Regions from separate parts of the Mus musculus genome. Here all the other regions are linked to region 2. The links are chromatin loops, found by intact Hi-C in ENCODE. Cell type or tissue: heart. All regions are shown on one strand. Links, peaks and the distances in the headings refer to the core of each region. The heading gives the core; the rest is flanking DNA. Region 1 holds the start of Pcm1 (pericentriolar material 1). Region 2 holds the start of Frg1 (FSHD region gene 1). Region 3 overlaps Pcm1 (pericentriolar material 1).

What was found. Peaks named below come from ENCODE experiments on the same cell type or tissue, not always from the same donor. Only the 100,000 strongest peaks of a DNase experiment are listed, where the experiment ranks them.
Region 1: a loop joins it to region 2, with 2.5 times the contacts of the local background. A loop is called at or near these places in 4 of 42 quality-filtered maps.
Region 3: a loop joins it to region 2, with 2.2 times the contacts of the local background. A loop is called at or near these places in 5 of 42 quality-filtered maps.

The regions. Positions count from the first base shown.
Region 1 is chr8:41,234,448-41,245,656 of GRCm38, reverse strand. Pcm1 (pericentriolar material 1) reads right to left here and starts at 5,898. Exons shown (of 38, transcript NM_023662.3): 1 at 5,694-5,898. In heart, for the core only: a CTCF peak has its summit at 6,036; DNase peaks (open chromatin) are centred at 4,866, 5,536 and 6,116; H3K4me3 peaks cover 2,827 bases; H3K27ac peaks cover 2,157 bases.
Region 2 is chr8:41,410,432-41,421,640 of GRCm38, reverse strand. Frg1 (FSHD region gene 1) reads left to right here and starts at 4,523. Exons shown (of 9, transcript NM_013522.3): 1 at 4,523-4,741; 2 at 6,768-6,838; 3 at 10,293-10,418. The coding sequence starts at 4,680. Gm50494 (a long non-coding RNA gene) reads right to left here and starts at 4,515. Exons shown (of 2, transcript XR_003947538.1): 1 at 4,392-4,515; 2 at 3,906-4,290. In heart, for the core only: a CTCF peak has its summit at 4,398 (motif pointing right); a DNase peak (open chromatin) is centred at 4,490; H3K4me3 peaks cover 1,760 bases; H3K27ac peaks cover 1,237 bases.
Region 3 is chr8:41,295,423-41,300,422 of GRCm38, reverse strand. The region is part of intron 22 of Pcm1 (pericentriolar material 1); the gene reads right to left. Among named protein-coding and RNA genes, the nearest start is that of Pcm1, 58 kb to the right of the region's middle. In heart, for the core only: no CTCF peak of the experiment used is centred there; no DNase peak of the experiment used is centred there.

The DNA.
Region 1 (11,209 bases), core at 3,042-8,041, 180 kb after region 2:
CCTGCCTTCTTTTAGTAGGGTGAACTAGGTTCCTCAGAAAAACTCATACAACAATATTTAATAACCTAATTGTTGCAGGATATCTGATCACACTATGAACCCCAAGACTGTGTTATCTACTGAAAAACATGTTTTTAGTTGTGGTGTGCATCAGCTTTAGCACAAACCTTTAATACAGGAGCCTTCTGCTTGAATATTGTAAACAGGGTTAAATAAAGTCAACCATAGGTCAAGAAGCGGAGCAAACAATCAGTTGACAGGAAGTATCAAAATTACTACGAAGAAAACATAGAGTAAGAGGGAGTCAGGAGGACAGACAGACAGAACATAGGAAGTAGAAGGGAGGAGCACTCAGTTTGAAGATGAAGTTTTGAGATGGCATCATGAAAGAGGGGACTCGTGCTGGGAAGTGGAAGCTGGCTAAGAAGGAAGGTCAGCTGGCTTTCTCTGCCTCTCTGAGCTAGCAAATTCCACTCCCCAAACCCTCCCACACCTGGCCCCTGAGTCTTCAACTGATAAAAATGATTGGTTGATATTTTGTTAAAAAAAAAAAAACCTAATAGTATATATAAAGTATGTTTAAAGGGTACCCTAATATTGAAGCAAAATTAGCATAAAGCTAGAACCGGTTATGGCAACTTATGTCTGTAATCTTAACACTTGTGGAGACAGGAGGCTACAGCAGGTTCAGTGCCAGTCTGAGCAACATGAGATCCTGACACAAGTAAAAAAGAAATATAGAAAGCTGGAGCTGGAGAGACGGCTCAGTGATTAAGAGCACATGCATCTCAAAGAGGATCTGAGTTCCATTTTCAGCACCTATGTCAAATGGCTCACAACCACCTGTAACTCCAATTCTAGGTAATTTGCCATCATCTAGCCTTTATGGGTACTCATGTGCAACCTACAGAGAGAGAGAGAGAGAGAGAGAGAGAGAGAGAGAGAGAGAGAACTGAAAATAAAACTATAAAGAGGAAAAACTATAAAGCCAAATAACATATGCATATGTCTCAATTCTCAATATATTAACATTCAGTAAATTTCTCAAAGGTACTAGTATCTCCTCCTATAAAACTTTTCTAAGGAGTCCTGGAGAGTCAGCTCAGTTGGCGAAGCACTTGATAAAGGATGAGGCTCTGAATTCAGATTCCCAGCACCCACATAAAATAGCTGTGGTATGAAGCTGCAATCTCAACACTGGGAGAGCACAGGCAAAAGGCTCCCTGGAGCTTGCACCACCAAACAACAACAAAAACAACATTCCCACAGGAGATCTTTGCCATTGTCCTTTCTACTTAAGACTTAAAAAATAAAAACTCAATAAAAGCTGAGCTGGTGGGGTGGCTCTGAGCAGATAAAAGTACTTGCCACCAAGCCTAACAATCTGAGTTTGACTCCTGAACCCATACAATGAAGGAGAGCACTGATTCTACAAGGTGTCCTCTGACCTCTACCTATGTGCCCAAGTACACACACATTCACACATAATAAATAAGTAAATAAATAAATTCAGAGGTTTTTTAAAAATGAGCTATTTTTCTTTCTCTTCACTAATCTTTTGCATTCTTGCCCCAAACCAAGTAATATAAAATGTCCTGTTAGCATCCTTGACTTTCCTAATTGCTCCTTCTATTAACTCTAGAACACCAATTACCTGCTTTCTTTGCTTCTACTCACACCCTTTCAAAGTGATATTGCCTTGGCTTTGACTTTTAACATGACTTTAATCATATAAGTTAGTTTTATACACACACACACACACATAAATGCACTGTCATGGGGTAATACAGCTTGTCTATTTTGCTCAATGGCTCCCAAACATTTGTCAATACACAGTGTATTAAAAGCACTCAAATTTATAAAATGAATGCATTGCCTGTTAGCTTCAAACAAAAATCCCCTAACATGACTGTTGCAGGATGTTTGTTCACACTGTGAACCCCGAGTTTGTGTTATTTACTGGAAAAACCTGTTTCTAGTTGTAGTGTGGCTCAGCCCTTAGCACACACCTTTAATCCCAAACAATGAAGGTAAAGTTAGTTGTAGAAGGAATACACATGCTTGAAAATTACATCTAATTGAGTGGCAAACAAAATTTGTCAGACAAATCAGAGACAGATGTGACAGAATAGGATATGTCCAACTCTCACGGAGAGAGAAAAGAGAGGCTACTTAACAGAGAAAGAGAAAGGAGTTTTACCAGGAGAGTTTAACTGAGACGGGTTCAAGAGAGAACAAGCTAGACAGAGAATGAGAAGGAGCCAGAAGATTAGAACATATTGTTAGAGCTAGTTTGAGGCCAAGCAGGCTTGGAGACCACAATTGATTGCATCAGTAGAATAAAAGTTACTGTTACATGTCACTGTTCCTTTCTGGGTTTTCCACCTCAGCTGACATTTGCTCCTTTACCATGGATGGGGCAAGTCTCACCAAGAAAAGCCCAAGTCTTCCCATGTGAATTAAGTCAGCTACTCTATATTTCATTACTCTTATCCATCTTCCCTAATTTTTCCTTTTAGTAAAATTATTTTATAAGTGTAATTCTTTTTCATCTCACAAAATGCCAGCCACAATGCAATACAATGCAATCATTTGGCATTAAACACTCACATTTGATTTTTTTCTAAGTTCCATTTTGCCTATTGTTTTGTTATAACCTGCCAGCATAAAAAAACAAGAGCAGAACTGTAATTGAGATATAAATCAACTACCGGTCTGTAGTCCTGCATAAGTCTCACTTCTAGTCCTCATAAGGGAGTTTAAATATGTTTGCTTTCACAGAAAGCAAGAATTAAACAACTTTTAAAATAGGATTTCTAGCAGGTCATGGTGGCATACACCTGAACTCACAGTGCTTGGGAAGTGGGCACAAATAAATCAAGGTTTTCCTCAACTACACACTGAACTAGAGGCCAGCCTATATGGGGTATATGAGACCCTGTTTCAAACACAAAAGAGAGACTGAACTCACCCAGGTCCCCCGTCCGTCCGTCCCCCCCCCCCGCACCCACAGTTTGATCACAACCCTCTTTAACAGTCCCAGGGAATCTGACACCCTCATCTGAGTTCTGCTGGAACCAGGCAAAGAAATAGTGCACATACATACATGCAGACAAAACACACAATTAATGTGTGTGTGTGTGTGTATGATTTTTTTTTTTTCAAGACTGTGTCTGGCTCTATAGGACAGGCTAGCCCCAAATTCCTGATCCTACTGTCTCAGCTACCCAACTCCTGGGACTACAGGTATATGTCACTTGCCTGGCTTTTCTTAAAACAGCATGGGAGAAGTAACTTCAGATTCCTTCTGAAGAGAGACGCATGCATGATGCACACATACATACATACACACTAAAGAGCAATTACTTCTAAAATATTTTAAACAAAATCTCTTCTATTCTCATCCTTTAGCCATTATATTTCTTCATTTTTATACAGCATTTCATGCATCCCAGGTCGGGGGTGGGGGGGGACCTTAAACCTCCCGCGTCTATATCCCTAATGAGGGGATTTTTACAAGCATCCACCATCATTTCTGTTTATTTGGTGTTGGAGAGCAAATGCAGAACAATAATACATGCTAGGCAACTACTCGATCAATAAGCTAGCCCTAGCCATTTATCTTCTAGACAGCCTTCATGACTTCTTTTAACTTTAACTGAACTTACATCCCAATATGGCAAGGCTACTAACGTTCGAAGTAATTTCAGATAACTAAATCAATGCCTGTCAGTTGTTGGTATAACAAATTTAAGCAAGCAGAAAAGATCATGAAAGAAAGATAAAGCCAGATAAAGAATGTGGAAGGCCATAACTTGAGAGAAATGGACTTGGAAATTGAAGCTACCCAAATAATTGTCTTATGACAATTCAAACTCAAATGAGTTTAAAAAAAAAAATTAAAGACAAGGGACTCCCAGAAAGTACTACTGTATAAATCATCTTATTTAGCTAGTAGGAGCGGCACAGCTCTCAAAGGATGAAGATACACCAAAATGGCAGGTCAGAAGGCTGCACACCCAAAGTGTGTGCTTACTAAATAGACCCTTCAACCCTGCACCAGCTTTTAGACAGCATAGCCCAGTATAAAGTGTTCCCAACTTTAATACATATGAAACTAACACACTAAGGTGTCAAAAACAAATTTTCCCCATTTCAGAAATACCTTTCTGTTCCACGGTTCAAAGCAACTGTCTGCTTATTAAAATTTTAAAAACCCAGTAAATTCTTACACTTTATACTTAGAAAGAAAGCACTAAATTTATGACCTATCGTTTCAGATAATTAAAAATATGTAATTTATAAATAATTTTAAACTCAATTTACATTAACAAAGACGTTTAGATACCCCAAGTCTCTAAGATCCTTCCAAACGCTTTGGGTGTTAACACTCACTTTGGAATATAATGAAAATAGCCCGCAGCTGCCATCTAAAGACCCTTGAAGAAAATGTACTCTCCTGATTAAGTCATTAAATCCCTGTTACTCAAACTATTCAAGAACTTGTTACTCTCTTATTTTTTAAAAAAGCTTTAGGCATGAGAATTCTTTTTTTTTTTTTAACTACATTTACCGAGGTGTACCTTCAAGTGCGAAATTCGGTATTAACGACGCCAGCCAGTGGCCCTGACCAGGAAGGTGATAGGGAAAAGGCAGAAGCAGGTGCACAAAAAGCTCTTGAACACCGGCTCTAGTAACCAGAGAACACCGAAGGCGGGGTCTGGAAAGCGGTTATGGGGCGGGGGTAGGAGGCGGTAGGGGCACCCAGAAAGCCCGCTTCTTCTAAGCGCCAAAGCACGATCTGTCACCCGTAGTTCCCACACCAATCCTAATACCGCCATGAAAGAAAGGGGAGGAAAAAAACGTTTTGTGTTTTGTTTTGGGTTTGGACCAGGCTAGCGCGAGAGGAAAAGTTGGTTCACGCAGACGCCCCCACAGGGGGGCCGAACACCTAATCCTTAACAGCAGTCTCTGCAAAGCAAGCCAGGCTGCCAGAATCCCACTGGACATCTCGCTTCCCTCCCACCCACCCATCCCCAGTCTCCCCCTCGCCCCCCCACCACCCATTCTAGATGTAAAGAAACTGGATCTTCCCGAAGGGGTGAAGAAGGGGCAGTGGGAGGAGCGCGGAGAAGGATTATTAAATTAACATTTTCTTAGCGAAAAGAACCTACTAGCAGGAGTCAGGAACGCCTCCAGGGGCCTTCCTGCTCCAAGAATAAAAGGGACCGCAGAAAACTCCCGGGCCACAGACTCTCTGCACCCAGGAGGATCCGGGCCGCCCGGGACCCCTCCCAGGATGGAATTCGGCGGGTGGGCTGGGAGGGATGGCGGTCCCCGGGGCCTCGGGCCGCCAAGGCCAGTTTCTTTCGGAACTCATCACCCCGAACTACAAGGCAACCTTCCCCTCCACCCTGGAGGGGGGTGAAATCTCCAGCACCGGGCGAGCGGTCCTCACATGGGACGCCCCAAGATCGTGGAGGCGCCAGCCAGCGTCGTCCCAGACGCTCGCCAGAGCTAGCGTGTCAGTCGGCGCCGAGAGGAGCCGATGACAGCCTGGGGGTGGGGAAGGATCGCGCAGCCATGGGACCTCAGAGTTAAAACGGGCAGGCGTGGCCCCAGGCCGCTTCCAGCGCCGCGCCCGCCTCGAACCACCCTGTGCTCCGGCCCGCGGTGGCCCAGGGCCGCGTTACCTGGAAACGAAGCCGCCCCTCCTGCCAAGGGCCGAGTGGCGGTCGGCCGCCCCTCCAGGAGCCGCCGCCGGCAGCGGTTCTTCCTCCAAGACCGCGGAAGGGAGGCCCACAAATCCCCCTCGACTGCCCAAAGCCCCAATGGCCGCCTTCTCTACATTAGCTAACTAGGCGCCAACCGCCGCAGCCACCGCCATCTTAGGACCTCATTGTGGTGGGAGAAGAGTGGGGGGCGGGGGAACTGCAGAGGGGGGGGGGGGCGCAACGCTCCGCGAGACGAGCGCGGTCTCCTCGGCAACGGCTGCGCGGGGGCGAGAACTCGCCGGGGCTGGAGCCGCAGTGCGAACTCCGGGCGTGCGGTGACCTGAGTCACGTGACGCTCGGGCCTTCCGTGGAGTCACGTACCGCCCCTCTAGTCAGGAAAAGATTTGTGCAGACGAACAACCTGGGAACTACACATCCCAGAATGCCCACTCAACTGGGTAGCCAAAAGAAACGGAACTACAAATCCCAGTGTGCTGTGCGCCTGCCAGATGGCTCCGCTGTGTTTTTTAAGGCTTGAGGCCTGTGGGGTTTATAAGTGCTTTAGCTCACTGCAAGTCTCCGGGCGCTTTCTAATTTTCTGTGGAGGCATGAGCTTCCAGATGGAGACCGGAAGACTGGGAACCCTTGTAGTGCATTCCTACCCACTTTCCTATCACGAAGGATACTGATGAGCCTTTACAATCTAACCCCTAATTTTAGCAAGGATATTAAATCAGTATGTCATGTGTGCTTAGTCGGTGGAAGAATCATAAATAAGATTGTCAGTGGTCATTGCCACTTGGAACGCTGTCCCGCTACTTTGTTGGTAGAAAGAAGTAGTTGTAAACAGAGTTTAATCTTGTGAAATTTTCGCTGAACGGATAGTCTTTGAAATCCTGTTTAATTTATATTCTTGCTAACGGCTGTGTTAAGGTTAATAAATGGATAAATAGTGTCATAAAAACAGCACAAAACAAAACTTTTTTTTTTTAAGTTGCAAGGCTTTCAATATGCCAGGCTCCGAAGTTAAGACTACCTGTCGATTTTAGTTGCATGCATACACATTCTGTTTTTAGACAGCTTCTAAATGTCTAAAATAGGATTTTTTTAAATGTAAAATAATGTAATTGAGAAAGAATAGGTTTCTGTTTTTCCACAATAAATTGCTCCACACAATTACCAACAAATTGTTTACAAAACAAAATACTACAACTCTCTCAGAGCACCACGGTTCCTATCAACTAAACTCTTCCTGCCCAGGGCAATTTACTACTGTGTCCATAGCCTTCTGTATTCGTTTTTATCCTGTTTCTGAGGCAACGTCTCTTGTATCTCAGGCTGGCCTCAAATCTCTGACTTCAGATCCTTCTGCTTGTGGAATGCTGAAGTGTAGCATTCCACCTCAATGTAGCTTGTATACATAAAAACATACGATACCTTAAGGAAATGAATCAGTACACTGCTGGAAATCAAACCCAGGGTTTCATGCATGCTAGGCAAACATTCTGTCAACTGAGCTACACACCCAGCCGGGTAGTGGATATTGAACCTAGGGCTTTTCGACATGACATGCTAGGCAAGTACTCTACTACTGACCTATAATCTTTAGGCCTCTATTTTTCATTTGGATCTGAGTCTCACTAAGTTGCCTACACAGATCTCTCTCTCTCTCTCTCTCTCTCCCTCTCTCTCTCTCTCTCTCTCTCGTGTGTGTGTGTGTGTGTGTGTGACTAAGTTGCTTACACAGAACTCTCTGTGTCTCTCTGTCTGTGTGTGTGTGTGTGTGTGTGTGTGTGTGTGTGTGTGTGTGTCTCTGTGTGTGTGTGTGTGTGTGTGTGTGTTTTAAGAGGATATGATTCTCTTTCATTTTGGGAGAAGTGCAGGGTGAATCTTGGAGAACCTATGAAAAAGAGTTGAGGTATGTGAATATGATCAAAATACGTGACATGAAAATTGCAAAGAATAAAAATACTGCATATTTTTAAATAACTTTCCTCAAGCATCACTGGTCTTTTAGGGAAATATGGGGAGTGGGGGAAGCCTGAGATGCTGTAAAATTATCCTGACTTCCAAAAATGTAGCTTGTATATATAAAGACATACAATACCTTAGGAAATGAATCAGTTTGGTATTAATAATACCTGATTATGACAAAATAAATGATATGGGCAGAAAGCACTTTAGTAGTTGGGACAGGGGGAGTAGGGCTATATTATCTCAAAAATAATAGTAGCTCTAGGACTTCTATGGAAGATGAAATATGGTACAGCCATCTGTAAAAATGTGGGAAACAAAGAGGTTGGGTATTAAAATACATATGGGAACTGATTTTCAATATTTGGCATTTAGGAGACATATTGAACATATTTGTTGAAATACTCAGGAGTATGAATGGCAGGCTGATTGGAAGGAGATGGGTTATGCCAGGAATACATAGTACATTCCGAATTAGCACTGGCCAGCACAGAAACCAGGCTGGTGGAAGTAGAGATTCATGTGGGGTGAGGCACAGAGGAGGCTGAACAAGGTAAGACTGAGCAACAGGTTGGGTCCAAAGTATAGAAAGTCTTATTACCAATCTGAACAGATTGGACTTTGTTCTCCAGGGAATGTGTGAAAAACTTACGGGTTCTTGAGAAAGTCGGTTGGATGGTGTTTTGCTACCTCTTTTCTACCACCTCTTGTGGGTGGTGGGCTACAAGAACAGTTAAAGAATTTAAGAACCATCATTAAAAATAGGATTAAATTAAAGCTACACAAAGAGACTTTAGGAGAAGTATTGTTGTTTGGTTGGGTTTTTTGGCAGTTCTGGAGAGAAAACTAGTGCATTCCACATCCTAGGCCTGTGCAATGCGACGATGTGCAAGTCCCCAGCTCTTATTTTTCTTATTTTTTTTTTTTTACTTTATATTTTTTCTTTTTTTTATTACGTATTTTCCTCAATTACATTTCCAATGCTATCCCAAAAGTCCCCCACACACCCCCCCCACTCCCTTACCCACCCATTCCCATTTTTTGGCCCTGGGGTTCCCCTGTACTGGGGCATATAAAGTTTGCCTGACCAATGGGCCTCTCTTTCCAGCGATGGCCGACTAGGCCATCTTTTGATACATATGCAGCTAGAGTCAAGAGCTCTGGGGTACTGGTTAGTTCATAATATTGTTCCACCGATAGGGTTGCAGATCCCTTTAGCTCCTTGGATACTTTCTCTAGCTCCTCCATTGGGGGCCCTGTGATCCATCCAATAGCTGACTGTGAGCATCCACTTCTGTGTTTGCTAGGCTCCGGCCTAGTCTCACAAGAGACAGCTATATCATGGTCCTTGCAACAAAGGCTTGCTAGTGTATGAAATGGTGTCATCGTTTGGAGCTCTTATTTTTCTTTCCCTTTCCCATTCTTTCTTCTTTGTCAGGCTGGCCTCAAACTTACAATCGTCCTGTCCCTACCCTTTGTGTGTCAGGGGATTATGGGCATTGTCTTCTAGACTGAACATGAAATAGTTGAGAGTTTAACCTGGTGACCATGTTTAGCACAAACCAGGCAGAGGAGAAAAGGGAGTAATGGCAAGAAAAGGTGGTACCTAGTTTGGCGTTAGGGAGTAACTAAATGTATACAATTCAGTTTACTCGGGTTTCCATTAACATTAATCACAAGTTAGTCATCATGATGGGTAAAATACTACTTGTTAGGCTCCTGGCAGCAAGCATAACACAGTATTATTAATACTGCTAGGGATAGGTGCTTGCCCATGGGATGGGTCTCAAGTTGGGCCAGTTTTGGTTGGCCACTCCCTCAGTCTCTGCTCCCTCCCCCGTGCCTACATTACTTGTAGACAGGATAAATACTGGGTTCAAAGTTTTGTGGGTGGGTTGGAGTCTCTATCACTCCACTGGGGTTCCTGCCTGGCTACAGGAGGTAGCCTATTCAGGGTTCATATCCCCAATGTTGTGAGTCACAGCTAAGGTCACCTCCATCGATTCTTGGGCCGTTCCTTATCCCAGGTCTCTGTCTCTTCCTGGAAATTCCCCCCACCTCCTCACCCCAGTTGCAGATTTCCATTCGCTCTTATGACCATATGGCCATCTCTCCTGTTCCTCCCCACACCTGATTCTAAGTATCCCCTATTCCCTTCCCCCATTGTAGGAGGGTGGTGACCAGAAGGGGGCAGTAAGCAAGATGTAAAGTGAATAAGTAAAAAATAGAATTAAATTAAAAAAAAAAAAAAACTACTTGTTTCTGTTTCTTGATATGTAGTTGGGCACTGGTTATGTGGTACTTACAATATAACATTTTGTGTTTATATTGTTTGTATTTTAAAATATCTTTTGCATGTTTACTAATAACAGATTATATCTATAACTGAAAATTTGTACTTCTGTACATATTCTCAATTCCTTGTAAATTGCATTTATTTTGGTGCTCCTTAATTTATTTTTGGTTTTGTCTGAAAAGAAACAACAATTTTCTGCAATAGCAAGATTAACCTGCAGATGGTGATAGAATGTAAGGGAAATAGCTTCAGAATCCAATAGCCCATTACAATGGAAGCTTATTGTCATATTACTTGATTTTTTTTTTTTGGTACAGCACAAAAAAAATATATAAAATATATGTGGTAAGCTAAAATAATAAAATCCCTTAAGGATTCATTAAATAACCCAAATCATTGATTTGCTGTGTTTATGAACTCCCCATTCTTTACTACAAAATCACTTCTCTTTTCTTTTTCTTTTTTTTTTAACACTTTATTTATATGAGCACACTATAGCTGTTTTCCAGACACACCAGAAGAGGGCATCAGATCCCTTTACAGATGACTGAACTCAGGACCTTTGGAAGAACAGACAGTGCTCTTAACCACTGAGCCATCTCTCCAGCCCTCACTTCTCTTTTCAATCATAAATACTATCCTGAATTGGCTATTATCATTTTCACTGTTCATATATAATTTTGCATGTTCGTGAACAAATATTATTTTATTCTTTATTTTCAAATTTGATAAAAATTGGTATCACAGTGAATGTATTCTTTTCTGACTTGCTTTGTTCATTAGCCATTATCTTTCTGAGATATATCCATGTTGATATATGTGCATGCAAAGGCTCAGTAGAATGTAAAAGTAATTTTGAAATATACTTTGAAGCTATAGATAACTCATTTTAAATTAGCTTAGTGGATAACTTGATGAAAGAAGATATTGGTCATGCCAAGTAAGATGCTTACTGAAGACCTCTGAACTACTTCTTATGCTATTGTTCCTTTCATGCAATGTTACATCTCTGATTTAATCTAGCTCCAAGTTTCTTATTTATGGCACCATTGACATAGAGAGCTTAATGATTCTTGATATTTGTTCTTTTATTTATTTGTTTGTAACTTTGTGTATGCATGCAGATCAGAGAGCAACTTCTGGGTGTTTGTTTTCTCCTCCCACCATGTGGCTTCTACAGAAAGAATTCTGGTTTTCAGGCTGGGAAACAGGCATTTACACACTG
Region 2 (11,209 bases), core at 2,486-7,485:
TAGAAGAATGCGAATCGATCCATACTTATCTCCTTGTACTAAGGTCAAATCTAAATGGATCAAAGAACTTCACATAAAACCAGAGACACTGAAACTTATAGAGGAGAAAGTGGGGAAAAGCCTTGAAGATATGGGCACAGGGGAAAAATTCCTGAACAGAACAGCAATGGCTTGTTCTGTAAGATCGAGAATTGACAAATGGGACCTAATGAAACTCCAAAGTTTCTGCAAGGCAAAAGACACCGTCAATAAGACAAAGAGACCACCAACAGATTGGGAAAGGATCTTTACCTATCCTAAATCAGATAGGGGACTAATATCCAACATATATAAAGAACTCAAGAAGGTGGACTTCAGAAAATCAAACAACCCCATTAAAAAATGGGGCTCAGAACTGAACAAAGAATTCTCCCCTGAGGAATACCGAATGGCAGAGAAGCACCTGAAAAAAATGTTCAACATCCTTAATCATCAGGGAAATGCAAATCAAAACAACCCTAAGATTCCACCTCACACCAGTCAGAATGTCTAAGATCAAAAATTCAGGTGACAGCAGATGCTGGCGAGGATGTGGAGAAAGAGGAACACTCCTCCATTGTTGGTGGGAGTGCAGGCTTGTACAACCACTCTGGAAATCCGTCTGGCGGTTCCTCAGAAAATTGGACATAGTACTACCGGAGGATCCAGCAATACCTCTCCTGGGCATATATCCAGAAGATGCCCCAACTGGTAAGAAGGACACATGCTCCACTATGTTCATAGCAGCATTATTTATAATAGCCAGAAGCTGGAAAGAACCCAGATGCCCCTCAACAGAGGAATGGATACAGAAAATATGGTACATCTACACAATGGAGTACTACTCAGCTATTAAAAAGAATGAATTTATGAAATTCCTAGCCAAATGGATGGACCTGGAGGGCATCATCCTGAGTGAGGTAACACATTCACAAAGGAATTCACACAATATGTACTCACTGATAAGTGGATATTAGCCCAAAACCTAGGATACCCAAGATATAAGATACAATTTCCTAAACACATGAAACTCAAGAAAAATGAAGACTGAAGTGTGGACACTATGCCCCTCCTTAGAAGTGGGAACAAAACACCCTTGGAAGGAGTTACAGAGACAAAGTTTGGAGCTGAGATTAAAGGGTGGACCATGTAGAGACTGCCCTATCCAGGGATCCACCCCATAATCAGCATCCAAACGCTGACACCATTGCATACACTAGCAAGATTTTATCGAAAGGACCCAGATGTAGCTGTCTCTTGTGAGACTATGCCGGGCCCTAGCAAACACAGAAGTGGATGCCCACAGTCAGCTAATGGATGGATCACAGGGCTCCCAATGGAGGAGCAAGAGAAAGTACCCAAGGAGCTAAAGGGATCTGCAACCCTATAGGTGGATCAACATTATGAACTAATCAGTACCCCGGAGCTCTTGACTCTAGCTGCATATGTATCAAAAGATGGCCTAGTCGGCCATCACTGGAAAGAGAGGCCCATTGGACACACAAACTTTATATGCCCCAGAACAGGGGAACGCCAGGGCCAAAAAGGGGGAGTGGGCGGGTAGGGGAGTGGGGGTGGGTGGGTATGGGGGACTTTTGGTATAGCATTGGAAATGTAAATGAGCTAAATACCTAATAAAAAATGGAAAGAAAAAAAAAAAAAGAAAAAGAGGCCATAAATTTGAAAGAGAGTAAGAGGGGAGTATAAACATGGAGGCTTTGGAGGGAGAAAAGAAAGGGGGAAATGATGTAATTATTTTATAATCTCCAAAATAAAAATAAAATGTAGGGGGCTGAAAAAAAAAAAAAAAAAAAAAAAAAAAGAATGAACTTAAACAGAAGCTCAAGGACAATTCTATTAGTGTTCAAAAGAAAAACTCCAGAGCAAGAAGCATGACAGTTCTTCATAAATAGTAACATTAGGGGAATAGAGAAAACCATTGTTTGTGAGAAGCCGGTGTGGTGGAAGTGGGGGCGGTTTTAGAGAAAGAAAAAAGAAAAGAAAAGGAAAAGGAAAAATCCCAGAGTGACTGAGGAAGCTTGCTCAGGATGAGCTGAAAGAGATGGGGAAAAGGAAAAGTTACAGGAAAGGAAAGGCATTATCTCACTACAGGGATAATTATTTCTCTGGTCTCTTTACCCAAGGCTTAAGGTAAATTAGCCTTTGCTTTTTGGGGAATGGTCTCTGCCTGGTGAATGATAAGCCCAGATTTATTAACTCATAATCTTGGTTAGCTAGAATGTTAGGTCTCACTGGGCAATGGTGGGGGTGGGCACACACCTTTAATCTCAGCAGAGGCAGTCAGATCTCTTTAAGATTTGAGGCCAGCCTGGTCTACAGAGCAAGCTCCAAAACAGCCAAGGACACCCAGACATCCCCTGTTTCAAAGTGGGGGGAAGATTTTAGGTCTCTACCTAAGAACAGAGATTCTGGGGGCTGGAGAGATGGCTCAGCGCTTAAGAGCGCTGAGTGCTCTTCTGAAGGTCCTGAGTTCAAATCCCAGCAACCATATGGTGGCTCACAACCATCCACAACGAGATCTGGCACCCTCTTCTGGGGTGTCTGAAGACAGCTTACATATTAATAAGTAAATAAATCTTTAAAAAAAGAGAGAGAAATTTTATCTTATTTTCCAAAGGAAAGTGTCTCTTCCTTAATGGACTTCTATAGAGCTCTGATCAAGACTACTGTGGCATTGCCTCTCTTAAGCCATAACCCCAGCATCATTTATGGGATGGGCTAAACCTGAGGATGAGACAAGACCTATTTCACCAAGAAAAGCCAAAGATCCAGTTCCAGAAAAGATTAGTGCCTTGAGCTTTGGTCGCGCTCTCAGGTCATCTCCAGGTAAGGATGCTCTTTCAGAAGTTAGAAGACACCCAGCTCCCTTCTGGTGTTCTTGGGAAAAGCGTGGTCATTCCTGCTTGTGCAGTTTTCCAGGGCCTTACCCTAAACTGCATGCTCTGTTCCTATCACAAAGCCAGGTCCCCAGCACCAGAAAAGACAAGACAAAGATAAAGAGAGTTAAATCAGATACTTTTAAGCAATAATCATTGGCTGAGTTACAAATAACAGACCCTGTATTTATTTGCTGGATAGGGAGAAGTACTTGCAAAAGTGTTTCCTGTATGAGGTTGTGGGCAGTTTCTGTGCAAGGTTGGAGTTCAGGCAGTATCTTTGTGATAGTTTTGTCAAAAATATCTTCTATTTGCTAGATGTAATCGCCATCTCAGAGGCTTGCTGCTGAATAAACTCACCCTTTCCACTCCTTTCTAAATTCTGGCTGGCTGATTCAGCTAATCTATTCTGGCTTCAACTCCTCTCCAAGCTGACTGATTTTCATCTGGCTTCTCTCCGTGTCTCCTGAGTTGCTCTGCTTGCCCTCAAACTAACTCTGGTAATCTATTCTAATCTTCTGGCTTCTCATTCTCTGGCTTTAACTGCCTCTGCTGACCTTCACTGAACTGCAGGAGCTCATGAAGGAACTCACTCAACTCCACTGTACTGTACTCGCCACTCTGACTCCCCACTGACTGACAAGCGCTAAAGACTGAACTTGCCCCTGACCTGAATAGCTTCTCTCTCTTGTGCCACTCAGATGAGCGTTGAGCATATTCTGTCAAATCTCCCTCTGATTCACCACTTTGTTTGCCCCTCAATTAGACATCGTTGTTTAGGATTAAAGGTGTGTACTAAGTGTGTGTCTGGATTCCAGCCAGATCACACAGACCTAGAATATCTTTGCACGTCATCCCTTGCCAGAGCTGCCATCAATCATTCCTTCAAAAGTGTTTTATATTTGTCAAGTGTTGACAAAGCCATTCCATTTTTTGATTCTAACAGCATTCATGTTTCTTTCACAAAAACCAAAGATCACACAGAAGCTGTATCAGCGGTGCATTGTTTGTAATGGAAGGGAGTTATAACATTGCGGGGAAGATTGGAGGAGGCAAAAGGAATACGCACTTGGCTGGATCAAGACTACAGGGAAAGACAGTATTCGGTGTGGAGACCAAAGTCTCTTCAGCACTTGCGATAGAAACCAGTAGTTAGCAACTATACATTGTATCATTCCTCAATTGTTTCTTGTGTGTTACTCATACACAATACACGAGTAAAACATGTACAACACAACTAACAACTCTGGAGCCAGAGTCGTTGATAAAGTTGCCCGAAGCCAAGGCTGTGACCCACGCCTCCACAGAACACACATCTCGGTTTCTCTGTGCAGGCCCAGTCTGGCGGGTTGCCGGGTACTTGGTGCGATGTCCGCTGCAAAGAGAGTGGGCAGATAGATTTGATCCTTTCAACATCTGGCTCATCCAATCCAGGTATGGTCTTTACAACCTCGGCAGCAGGAAACTGTTGGATACCTTCGCTTCCACCAGGGGGCGTCTCTATAAGTTTTGCCTGGTTTGGGGGGGAAAAAAAACCGCGAACATCCGGGACTTCGCCGCAGGAACGCTGACGTGATTGGACCCTCCACGGCCGCCGTAGTGCATCGGAAGCAGTAAACAGGAAGCCGGAGAATCGTAGCCTTGGGTTGAAGAAGACCGAGAGTTCCTCGGGGACTCGCTCAGCTCCGGCCGTTAGAGCCACTTCCTCCTCCTCCCAGTCCTACGGAAGCTCTGCCAGAGGCTGCCACTTCAGCGAGCCGGGCCATGGCCGAATATTCCTATGTAAAGTCCACCAAACTCGTGCTCAAGGGCACTAAAGCCAAGAGGTGAGGCGGCGCTCGGGAGGGAGGCGCGGTTCTCAGTGCATCCATCCCCGGGGCTCAAGGGACGGGGTAGCCAAGCCACCCAGGACACTCAGACCTGCGTGGACAGCCTCCCCGACACTTCTTAGCTGACGCTGCGTGGCCGGGGATCCCCCGAAACGGAGAGACCAGGAGTCCTACTTTTGCCCCCCCCCCCAGGCCTCCCCCTGCCTGCCTTGATAACTTGCTTTAAGGAAAGTTTTTTTTTCCACCGGTCTTTCCTGCAAATGGAAAAAGCAAGCGGACAAACAAAAACGCCCTGATTCTCTGCAGTGTAATATGTAGGGGGCAGGCAAAGCTGCATCATAGTGTGAGTCGGGACCTTGAATTCGCACCGGTGATGGGTTGATGGTTCGTTTGCTGATTTATTAGACGCTGGTTCTTGTTCCTCGAGACTATAAAAAAGAGTTATGAGAACTGAATGAGACAGCCAACTCAGAATATAACAGCCAAGTGGAGGCATGTGGGTGTGATTTATAGTTAGCCCTATAGAGAAAGATATCTTGCCCGATCCTATTTCCGTCCTCTTGAAGGATCTAGCCAAAGTTGAACACTTTATTTCCTGTATCACCGCTGAAGCAGTTTCAACAGGTACTTGTCAGCGAGCTTCGTGCTGAATGAGCTCGGAGCTTTATCCTGACCGAATCTGAAACTGTTTAAAATTTAGAATTTGCTTCTGAAGATGTTGTCGATAAAATACAAAGAAGTTAAGACAGCAGTTATTAAAACCTATGTAGTGCTTTCCATGTTTCCATGATTGGTTCTTTGTTTTTTTGAGACAAGGTTTCTCTGTGTAGTCCTGGAACTTAACTCTGTAGACTAGGATAGCCATGAACTCAGACACTCACCTGCCTCACCTCCCCCACCCCACCAACCCCCAAGTGCTGGGATTAAAGGCTTGGGCTGCAACCACAGCAAGGCTCAGAATTTGTTGTAAGCACTCTGAATAATCACTTTTCCCCTAAGATCTCTCCTCGTGTTTCCATTTATGGAGCTGTAATTCATAAGCCATAAACTCCTTTTAAAGTGTACAGCTAGTGGGGTTTAGTATATTTACGAGTTCACCACTATTTAGTCAGTAAGCATTTTGCCACTCCAAAGGAGACTGTTTAACCAACCATTAAATAGTCACACCCTTCTGCCCGCCCTTCCAGCTTCTGTCGACTGCTTTCCAGCTATAAGGATTTACTTGTTATGAATATGTTATGCCTGTGGAATTAAATAGTACATAGCCTTCTATGTTTGGCTTCTTTCACTTAGGTTGCTGTTGAGACAGGATCTCCGTACGTAGCTCTGGTTGGCCTGGAACTCACAGAGATCCACCCGTGTGCTGGGGGCTGCTGCTGTGTGCTATACCTGGAACTCACAGAGATCCACCCGTTTGCTGGGGGCTGCTGCTGTGTGCTATACCTAGCTTCTTGCTCTTCGTTTTGAAGAGCAATCCATCCTGTGGGCTGTGTGTTTGTTCTGTTCTGTGACTGAATGATACTATTTTTATTATGTTCTTTCTTCATTTGATGAGTGTTTTCTGCTAATGACAATGATGCTATCAGTTTTCTGGTTTTTGTGGACATACTTTTTTCATTTCTCTTGGATATCTGCGCGCACACACACACACACACACATGTGTGTGTGTGTAGAATTACCTAGGGTGTTATTTTTGATAACTCAGTGTTTAGCTTTTTGAGAAATGCTTTACAACAAGGCTGTCTTTAGTTAAGGGTTCTATTACTCTGATAAAACAACTTGACCAAAGACATGGGGTAGGGAGAGGGGTTATTTCAGCTTACTTCTGCTTTGCAGTCTGTCGTCTGGGAAATGAGGGCAGAAGCAGCTTCTCGGTGTTTTAAACCAAACATCTGTAAATTGTAAAAGATCGTTTATCCGTAGGTCACTCATAGAGCTGGAATGACTCCTGAGTTCTCACCTTGTAGTTCTTAACACATAACAGTATGTCCAAGTCCATGCATACATCTTTTTTCCCCTTTAGTAAAAAGAAAAAGAGCAAAGATAAGAAGAGAAAACGGGAAGAAGACGAGGAGACCCAACTTGATATTGTGGGTAAGCCACCTCAGTTCTTTTTATTTTTTAATTTTTTTCTCTCTAGAACCTCTTTTATTAGGGCACTAATCCCATTTTGAGAGCTTGACCATCACAAACGAATCTCCTCTCAGTGTTGTGACCGCTGCCGAGCTCCAGAGCATTGGTGACAAGGTTTCAGCATGTAAAATTTGGAGATGATACGAACATCCAGACTATGGCATGACTGAGATTTGAGGTTCCTATAATTCTCACTTGCCTTACAATATTCTTAGAATTTATCCAAACGTTAACAAAGTCTAGAAATCCATCCTAGCTCGAAGCTGCACTGTCGTTTATTGTATGAAATGTTAGCATCTCTTATTGTTCCACTTGAAGTGTTTTCTGAGTCAGAACTGATGGTCTGCTTGTCAGGTCACCAGATAAGACTTTTCTTCCTCACCGTAGGAACCCCACAGTGGGCCAGAGACTCCATTGAGACTGATCCCCAACTTTAAAGGCCTGTCAGACAAAAGTACTGTCATCTGCACATCATTTTCTTTGGAAGCACATAAACTGTGGTGACGAGTCTGCAATTTCTTTGTTTCCAAAGGAAGTATAATGTAGCAAATTAATTATCACATACCCTGAAATGAATGAGAATCCTAAACACAACAGAACATCAAGGCCCCTATAAGTGGTTCTAGAAGCACTTGCAAATCCATAGCCAATACCTTCTGTTTTCCTGCCCTATGTGTACCTATACTTTCAGTCAAATTTCTTGTTTATTAAAACTGGGCAAGCTAAATTTTGAAACTTTGGCCAAATAAAACCACAGGTAATAGTATGTGTGGCCGTGGCCAGGCCTGGCAGCCCGATGTGGGTCCCAGGGATAGAAGGAGAGAAGTGGCTTGCACAAGTTGTCCTCTGTCTGACTTGTACACACACTGACAGACAAACACATGGACGCAAATAAATGTAATAAGAAATTTTTAAAAAGTAGGCAATGGTGTAAAGTTACGATGTAGGAAACCTCACATCACTTGAAAAAAAGCCGTTCTAAAATAATAGAATTCTGTAATTGGGGTCAGGATCAGGGGTAGGTATGTGTCTGCTGACCTGCTGTTTCTTACCATAGGTGAGTAATTAATGGTATTAGAATGTGCCAAATTGTTCTAAATGGTGTTGCTGTTTTAATGTCCTACCAGGGATAGAAAAATGTTGTCTGCTGCAGGTCCTGGGAAGTAAGCAGCCTTTCTCTCACACCGCTGCCTTTGGTTTTCTTTACACTGCTTGTCTGCTGAGCTGGTCTCTAGTTTTCCTCCGACTTGTTAACTGTTTTCTCTCATAGTTGCTGCCTTTTAGGTCTTTATTTAGCTTACCCTTATCTCAACATCTTGAAAGACTTCTGCTCTTCCTTTTGGACACATTCAAGTTTAGAGTTTTCTTCTTTGCTAACTTTATCACCCACTTCAGGGTGATTGTGTAGTGTGAGGTAGGTCTCAGAGATTGGGTTTTGCTTCTGTTTTTCCCCAGCCTCCTTTTGAATTGTTGTCTTTTGCTATGAAATGGCTACTTAAAAATTAGCTGGGTTTCTGTATGTCGGTCTCCTTCCTGACTCTTGTTCCACTTATCTGTTTTCTGTCAGTGTTTGTCTTTATTACTTCATTGCTTTATTCATCCCATAAGGTTTCCAGGTCCAGGAATTGAGTTCACCTCCTTCGTGTTTCTTTAATTAAAATTTGCTATTTATTCTGAGTGTTTATGTCCAGTTAAACTTCAGAGTAAACTTACCATTTCATTTAATAAAGTCCGTCAGGCTATCTAAGAGAGTTGTATTGCTTTTAGACTATTTGAGACATTCAGTATTTCAATTGTATAGAGCTTATATTTCTGTATTGGCTTTGCTCTTTGGGGTGTTAAGCTCCCTCACTATCATTGCTGCTTTGTTTATATGAACATCTCCAGTCATGTTTTCTTTGACTGTAGTTTAATTCTTCCTTTCTTGTGTCTTCTATTGCTTTACTGTTTTTCTTTTACCAGCCAGGACATTGGAAATACTGGGCAGATATGGTGAGAAGAGCCACAGCAGTTACTTGTAGTCCTCATCGTAAAGCCCCCCATACAGAGTGACTTAGGCATAGGATCTTTATAGGCATACTCCCAAAATAAGAGTTAGAGTTGAAGATTTTAAAAACAATTCTTAGTTGTAGAATTAGTCAAAGAGCAACAAAGATTTGAACATTTACTGGCTAGTTTTGTGCCAGCTTGACACAGCTGGAGTTATCACAGAGAAAGGAGTTTCAGTTGGGGAAATGCCTCCACAAGATCCAGCTGTAAGGCATTTTCTCAATTAGTGATCAAGGGGAAGGTCCCCTTGTGGGCAGTGCCATCTCTGGGCTGGTAGTCTTAGTTCTATAAGAGAGCAGGCTGAGCAAGCCAGGGGAAGCAAGCCAGTAAGGAACATCCTTCCATGGCCTCTGCATCAGCTCCTGCTTCCTGACCTGCTTGAGTTCCAGTCCTGACTTCCTTGGTGATGAACAGCAGTATGGAAGTGTAAGCCGAATAAACCCTTTCCTCCCCAACTTGCTTCTTGGTCATTATGTTTCTGCAAGAATAGAAACCCTGACTAAGACAAACATGTACCCCACTTGCCAACTGTTGTGACATACAGAAAACACATAACTGACAACTGCAGAATACATTTTTTAACCATACGTAGAAATGCACCAAGAAAATACTGCCATATTGTAAATGAGACTGCACAACAAAACCTTTCGAAGGTCTAAAAATAAACAACTTCATGATCCTTTATTTGTTTGGGGTGGCTCTCAGATTCAGCCTTCGTGCCTGCAGCACTAGACTGCTTTAAGCTGTTTTTTAAGTGAGATGGTGGGTTGGGGGTCCCACCACCACCAAAACAAGACAAAACTGACTGACTTAGTGATGGGCAGCTTCAGTGAGTCCTGCTTATAGTCTGCTGCTTTTTGACAGCTTAGCCCATGGAGTGATCCTGCAACCAAGAACTATGTAAGCATGTGTCTGGCCTTTGAATGGAGGCTACTTGAATTCCCAAGAAGAAAACACTTTTTCTTCTTGGGCTAACTTTTTAGGCAGTGAAGAATTCTAAAACTGATGTATTGTTTTCTCTACTTTGGCAGAGACTGAAAATTAGACATTGCTACTAGAAAGCATGTGGGGATGAGGTCTACAGTCAGAGGAGCTTACTGTTTTGTAATTCTGCATGTGTTAAGAGTGATCTTGACTGTGATAAGCAAACAAGTTCATGCAGAGCTGGTAAACTCTGAGTAACTGGGGCTGTATCAGTGTCGAGGACTGTACAGGACACATGCAAGGGTACAGTTAGGGGAAGGCAGTGCAGGGTAAACCAGCTATCTCTGCATTCAGACTTTTAAAAGGTTAGCTATAGGAAAAGCAACAGAGCTTTTGAGTAACCCTAAAATAAAAAGAATAAACTTTGATTTTTATTTTGTAGGAATCTGGTGGACTGTATCCAACTTTGGGGAGATTTCAGGAACTATTGCCATTGAAATGGATAAAGGAGCCTATATCCATGCACTGGACAATGGACTGTTTACACTGGGAGCTCCACACAGAGAAGGTTTGTATGGGGGACAAGCAATGGCAGGGAGGCCATGTCAAGTAAAGCACTACAAAGTTTGTGCATGAGTCTGAAGCAAGGCCACCACCACACTGAGCCCTGCACATTTCTCTGTCCTTGTCCTTCATTAGCTGTTGAGAAGTGTCTTTTTCTAGAATAATCATTTGAAAACATTGTGACTAGTTACAGAAGAATCTCTGTAGGAATAGAAGATAGCCTTAAAATCACATGAAAAATTGCCATTGCAGCTGGGTGGTGGCAGCACACACCTTAGTCCCAGCACTCTGCAGAGACAGGCAGATCTCTGAGGACAGCCAGGGCGGCACAGAGAACCCCTGTCTCAAAAACCCAAAATGGTGGTGATGATGATAATGAATGAAAATAGGATTGTAGTTGGGAAGAAAGAAGAGAATCTAACTGAATCAGAAGTTTGAAGGGTTTTTTTTATTGCCTGTTTGCTTGTTTGAAGTTTGTTAGAACTGGGTGTAATTAAGAGCTAGACATTTAGACATTTTCTCCTTATCCTTAGTCTACAAGGAAGCACCACAAAGAGTGAAGTGACTGAAGTAAAAAGGTGTGTTTAGGCCAGAGTGGACATTTCTGGAATACATAAAAGCATTTGGTATTTCACATGCTGTTATTGATGTACTGTGTTTTAAAAGGTGAGATTATATTGGAAGTGACTAAGTTTCATGCAGAACTGTCTTACAAAATATTGCAAAATGCAATGAATTTAATAATGATATTTTGATAGCATACTTAGCATATTATTATAGTGTGTCCAAATACCT
Region 3 (5,000 bases), core at 1-5,000, 120 kb after region 2:
AGAGGGGATTCCAAGAATGAGTAATGTTCTTTAACAGAGTGGGGGCTGGGGCTGGTTCAATGATTAAGAACATGTGTGGCTCTTGACTCAAAGCCATCTTTAACTCTCAATTCCAGGGGATCTAATGCCCTTCAAGGGCACCAGCCATGTGGTACACACACAAAACATAAAGGAAAAACACTCAAATGTAAAATAAAATAACCTAAAAATGTTTTCAAAGATGGACTGACCAGAGAAGTGAATAAGCCACAAGGCACTTACCAGAAACTAGAATTTGATCCTAGAACACATAAATGTGAAAGAAAACAACAAACTACATGGAGTTTTCCCCTAACCTACACACACATGCATCTAGCTGGGACTTTTTCCCAATACACACACACACACACACACACACACACACACACACACACACACACACACACACACACACACACACACACCAGAAAGAGAATAATGATAATAATATATGTAATATAGCAATAATAAAAATAATTTTTAGATATTTACAAAGAGGGAGAAAAAACATGAATCAAGAAAAATATCAAGGTCAAGGGCTAGATTTCTTTTGAATTTTTATATCACATTTTAAATTTTATTTATTCCTATGTATGTGTTTAGATATATAAGCATGTGGAGGTCGAAAGACAACTTTGGGAACTCTGTTCTCTCCTCCACAGAGGGGAACTCAGGGATGGAGCTACGATCACTAGGCTTAGTGGCAAACATTTTTATCTGATGAGCTATCTTTCCAATCCAAAGCCTGGTTTTCTAAGTTACAGTACTAATGTGTGACTGATAAGTTATCTCTAGGGCATTTTTGGGTTGGTTTTGGTTTTGGTTTTGTTATTGAGACAGTGTCTCATACTGTGCCCAAGTTGGCCTCAAACTTCCATACCCAGCCTCTAAAATAACTTTAATTATAGGTGTGAGCTACCAGGCCAAGTTTTTTCCAAGGAGGACAACAAAATTAATAAGGATCAATGCTTCATATTATCACTCGACAAGTGAGATAGTACTGTGAAAGCATGAGGCTCTAATTTCTGTCCACAACTCTCCCTTATGTCTGGTTCTGATTTATTCAGCATGACTGAAATAGCTACAAGAAATATTACTACTACTTATGCCTTCACTGATGAAAGCTGCATTAGCCATAGCATTCTAAAGGCCCTGCACGATTCCAAACAGCCACCAAGGGAAGAGCTGGCCCACTGTTTATCAACTTCCTAGAACACAAGAGTTGCTATGTGGCCATTTCTCACTCACTTTCATCTCTCTCTGAGAGACTGTCAAAAAAAAAAAAAAAAAAAAACTCCCTGTCAGCTCCTACCTAAATATGAGAACTCTGTTTCTCTGTCTTCTGTAGGACACCAGTGGATTATAAAATGGCTAGAGATGCAACTGTCTCCTGGTTCCTTTGGTTTCAGTGTTGCTCTTGGTACAATGGACACTGATTCAGTTAGTACAGGTGGGCTATACAACTTTGTATATTTCTAATAAGCTTACAGATATCAATGCTTTTAATCAATGCCTTACATTCTACATATCAACAATTTAGAAGACCAATTTTATTCTGCTGTGAAACAGGACCTTAACAATGGCAGTGAATGTCAGCTGAACATAATGTGAATTATTATTTGGACTGACATTTTTTAAATTAACATGAGGGAAGGCAGTACAAAGATCAGAATAACAATCTTTGCCCCAAAATAGGAAAAAAGCTAGACCATCTATATGACATTAACATGGCCATAATCAACAATACAAATGATAACAAACACCGGTTGCAGATGCTGTTGAAGGGGAACTCTTCTATACTGTCAGTAGACACATCAACTAGTACAGTTACACTGGGAATAATTTAGGAAGTTTCTCAAAAAAGCTAAAAATAGCCTTCTGACTCAGATATATGACTCAACAGACTAGATCCTATTAGATACCTGCATTTCAATGTTCACTGCCACCCTTGCCACAACAGCTAGAAAGCAGAGTCAACCTGTGTATTCGTCAGTAACAAATGGATAAGAAAACTGTAGCATGCAAACACATTGTAATATTACTCAGCAGTAAAGAAAAATGAAATCACGGTTGTAGGCTGAATATAAGAAATTAGAAAAACAACTAGCAGTAACCCTGGTAGAGAAAATAAATACCACATGTCCTCTCTTATATGAGAATTCTAGCTTCAAATCATTTGTTTCATGTGCTTAACTTGGAGCAGAAGGAACAAGGGAGCATTTTTCAGTTGGGGCTGGGAAGGGCTGGTGCTGGGAGTAGAAAGGCTTAAGGTATGAGGGGCAAACGTGTAGGTAAAACTAAGGGGTTGTCGGAAAGGCTAATCCAAAGGAAGGGGATATAGAAAGCCCTACAGAAGTCAACTATCTCAAGATCCATTTACAAAATGTAATGGATAGTAGAATACATGTGTTATGAAAGAAGAGAGAAGTATACGGGAAGGGACTGGGTATAAAGGACTAAGTAAGAATGGAGTGAGGGAAAGTGGAAGAGGGATAGATAGAGAGCGTGAATTAGCCAAAATGAAAGAAACCACGTTAGTAAGCTGCTTTCAAAATCAAATAGAGATGTTTGCATGGTGGACAATGTAGCTCCCAGAGGACATGAATTACTATATGAAAACTGCAATGCAAGTCATGAGACACCTCCCTACAAGTCACTGGCCAAGGAGATTCCAAAGATATACAAAACACCACAAGCTACTATTATTACCCTTGGTTACCCACAGTGTTGGCTGGTTTTATATCACTTTGATACAAGGTAATATCATCTGGAAAAAGGACTCTCAATTGGCCTATAGGCAAGTCTCCTGGGCATTTTCTTGATTAGTATTGATATAGAAGGGACCAGCCAGCCCACTGTGGGTGGGACCACTCCTAGCCCTGTAGTTATGGGTGCTAGAAGGAAGCAGGCTGAGCAAGTCATGGGGAGCAAGCCAATAAGCAGTTTCTCCTCAATGACCTCTGATTCAGTTTCTGACTCCAGGTCCATGCCCTAACTTTCCTTCAGAATGGATTGCAACTAAAAGATGAAATAAACCCTTCTCTCCCCAAGCTGCTTTTGGTCATGAAATTTTTTTCCCAGAAAAAGAAACCTAAGACACCCACCATAACTCCATGGTAAGACTCTATTGATGAAGACACCACACACTATGGCTGTAGTATATAAAAATACAATCTCAAACCAACAGGGGAAACTTCTTTTCTATTGGCTAGCTTTCATACTGCCAGACGGAGCTACACAGGCTACTGAGAGAAAAAAAGACATCAATAATCTTACCCAGTGAAGGATTCTGCATTCCACAGTACAGACCTTCTAGGAAATAAGCCCTCTCATGCAATACTGATGAGATTTGAGCCCTGCTCCAGAGGAGGAAGTTTCATCCCAAGGCTGGGGAGATCTTGGGCCTAGGACTGAACCTTGCTCCTATTATTTTTTGGTCAGAAAGGCTTCTTTGTTCAGTGGACAGCAATTAATGCTGAGAAGAAACTGAATGCTCAGTGCTAAGTAGGACATCTTTATTAATAGTACCCTACCAAGCCCCAAGGTTCAGGTGTATCTCAGAACAGACAGCATCAAGAATGGAAGAGCCAGAGGATGGAGCAAAGTACAGTGAAATATTGTCTTCTACATGTGAACCATCACCGAACTCATAAACCCACAGCAGCCATGGTTACCTGCACAACATCAGCCCAGCCAAACTTCTGGCGTAAATGGGGAGGTGCCCTTAAGGTCTTGCTTCTTAGTTAATAATGAGTGGCATTTGATAGCTTCTGAGGGAGAATCAGTCTCTTTTGAGGATGTTTCTCCACTGGCAACACTTCTTCCTGTGCTCCAGTGGATGACGCCACACCCATGCACATAAGTGAATTATCAAAAAGACCGTCGTTTCTCTCACCGGCCATCTAGAGGCAAGCTAAGTCATCAGCAGCTCACACAAGGTCAGGTTGCCCATGTAAGTTTGGGCAGGTTTCTTGTTTTTCTAAGCCTACTCACACCATTACAGTTTGATTCAGAAATATGAACTGAACAAGTTTGAGCTGTGTTTTTCCACCACTGTACAAAGGACTTCATAATGTTGGACTAAATGACCTAACCTGAGTGGTTGACTCAAGATCACTTACCAATGAAAGAGATCATTTAACAATTTGTACATTTAAAAAAAAAAATTAGACCTTGAAAAAAAAGAAGACATGAAGTTGGGAAGGTGACATGATGGAGAATAAATGGGCAGCTGGAGGGAAATGGGGTTGGGCATGCTATTTCATTGAATAGAACATCAAATTCTCATAAATAAAAATTGTAATTAAAAAAATAAGGCATTTTATAATAATAAAGATTTTTTTCCAAACCAACTAAACCAGGATCTGTTTTTTTATTTGCTCAATAAAAAGGGTCTTGGTAGGTAGTAGCCCAATCTGATCTTGAACTCTCAATCCTCCTGCCTCCGTTGAATCAGAATCTATACTTAGAACAGTATTCCCAGGGAGCCCCATATGAAACATTAAAAAAGCTTAAGGAGTGCTACCCCCAGCACATCAGATTATTCAGCTAAACAAGACTGTTGAGTGTTATAATAAAAATTGCTCACATTTCTTCAGTTATGTATTTGTGGGGACAAAGCACCAGGAAATCAAATAATCATTATGTGATTATTCACAGGGTCTGCCTCAGAAATGAACCATTTTCTACTTGGATGGTTCTCTGGTTTTACCAAATGTAAACATACGATCTTTATTCAGAGTTTAATATAACTGCTTTAAATCTAGTTCTTCAGCAAAGTCTTAAGAAAATTATAGAAGAACCTGTTTCTTAAAACCAGGTACACATAGCAATGCTATAAAGACAACTTAATATAAAACTCAATAAAAGTCAACGAAATACTAATTTATCTATATATAAGCAAGTCTGTTTTTAAAGTAGTTTCCTTTAAGATAATAAAAAACAATGCATTATGAATTAGAAACCCATTAAATGAATCATCA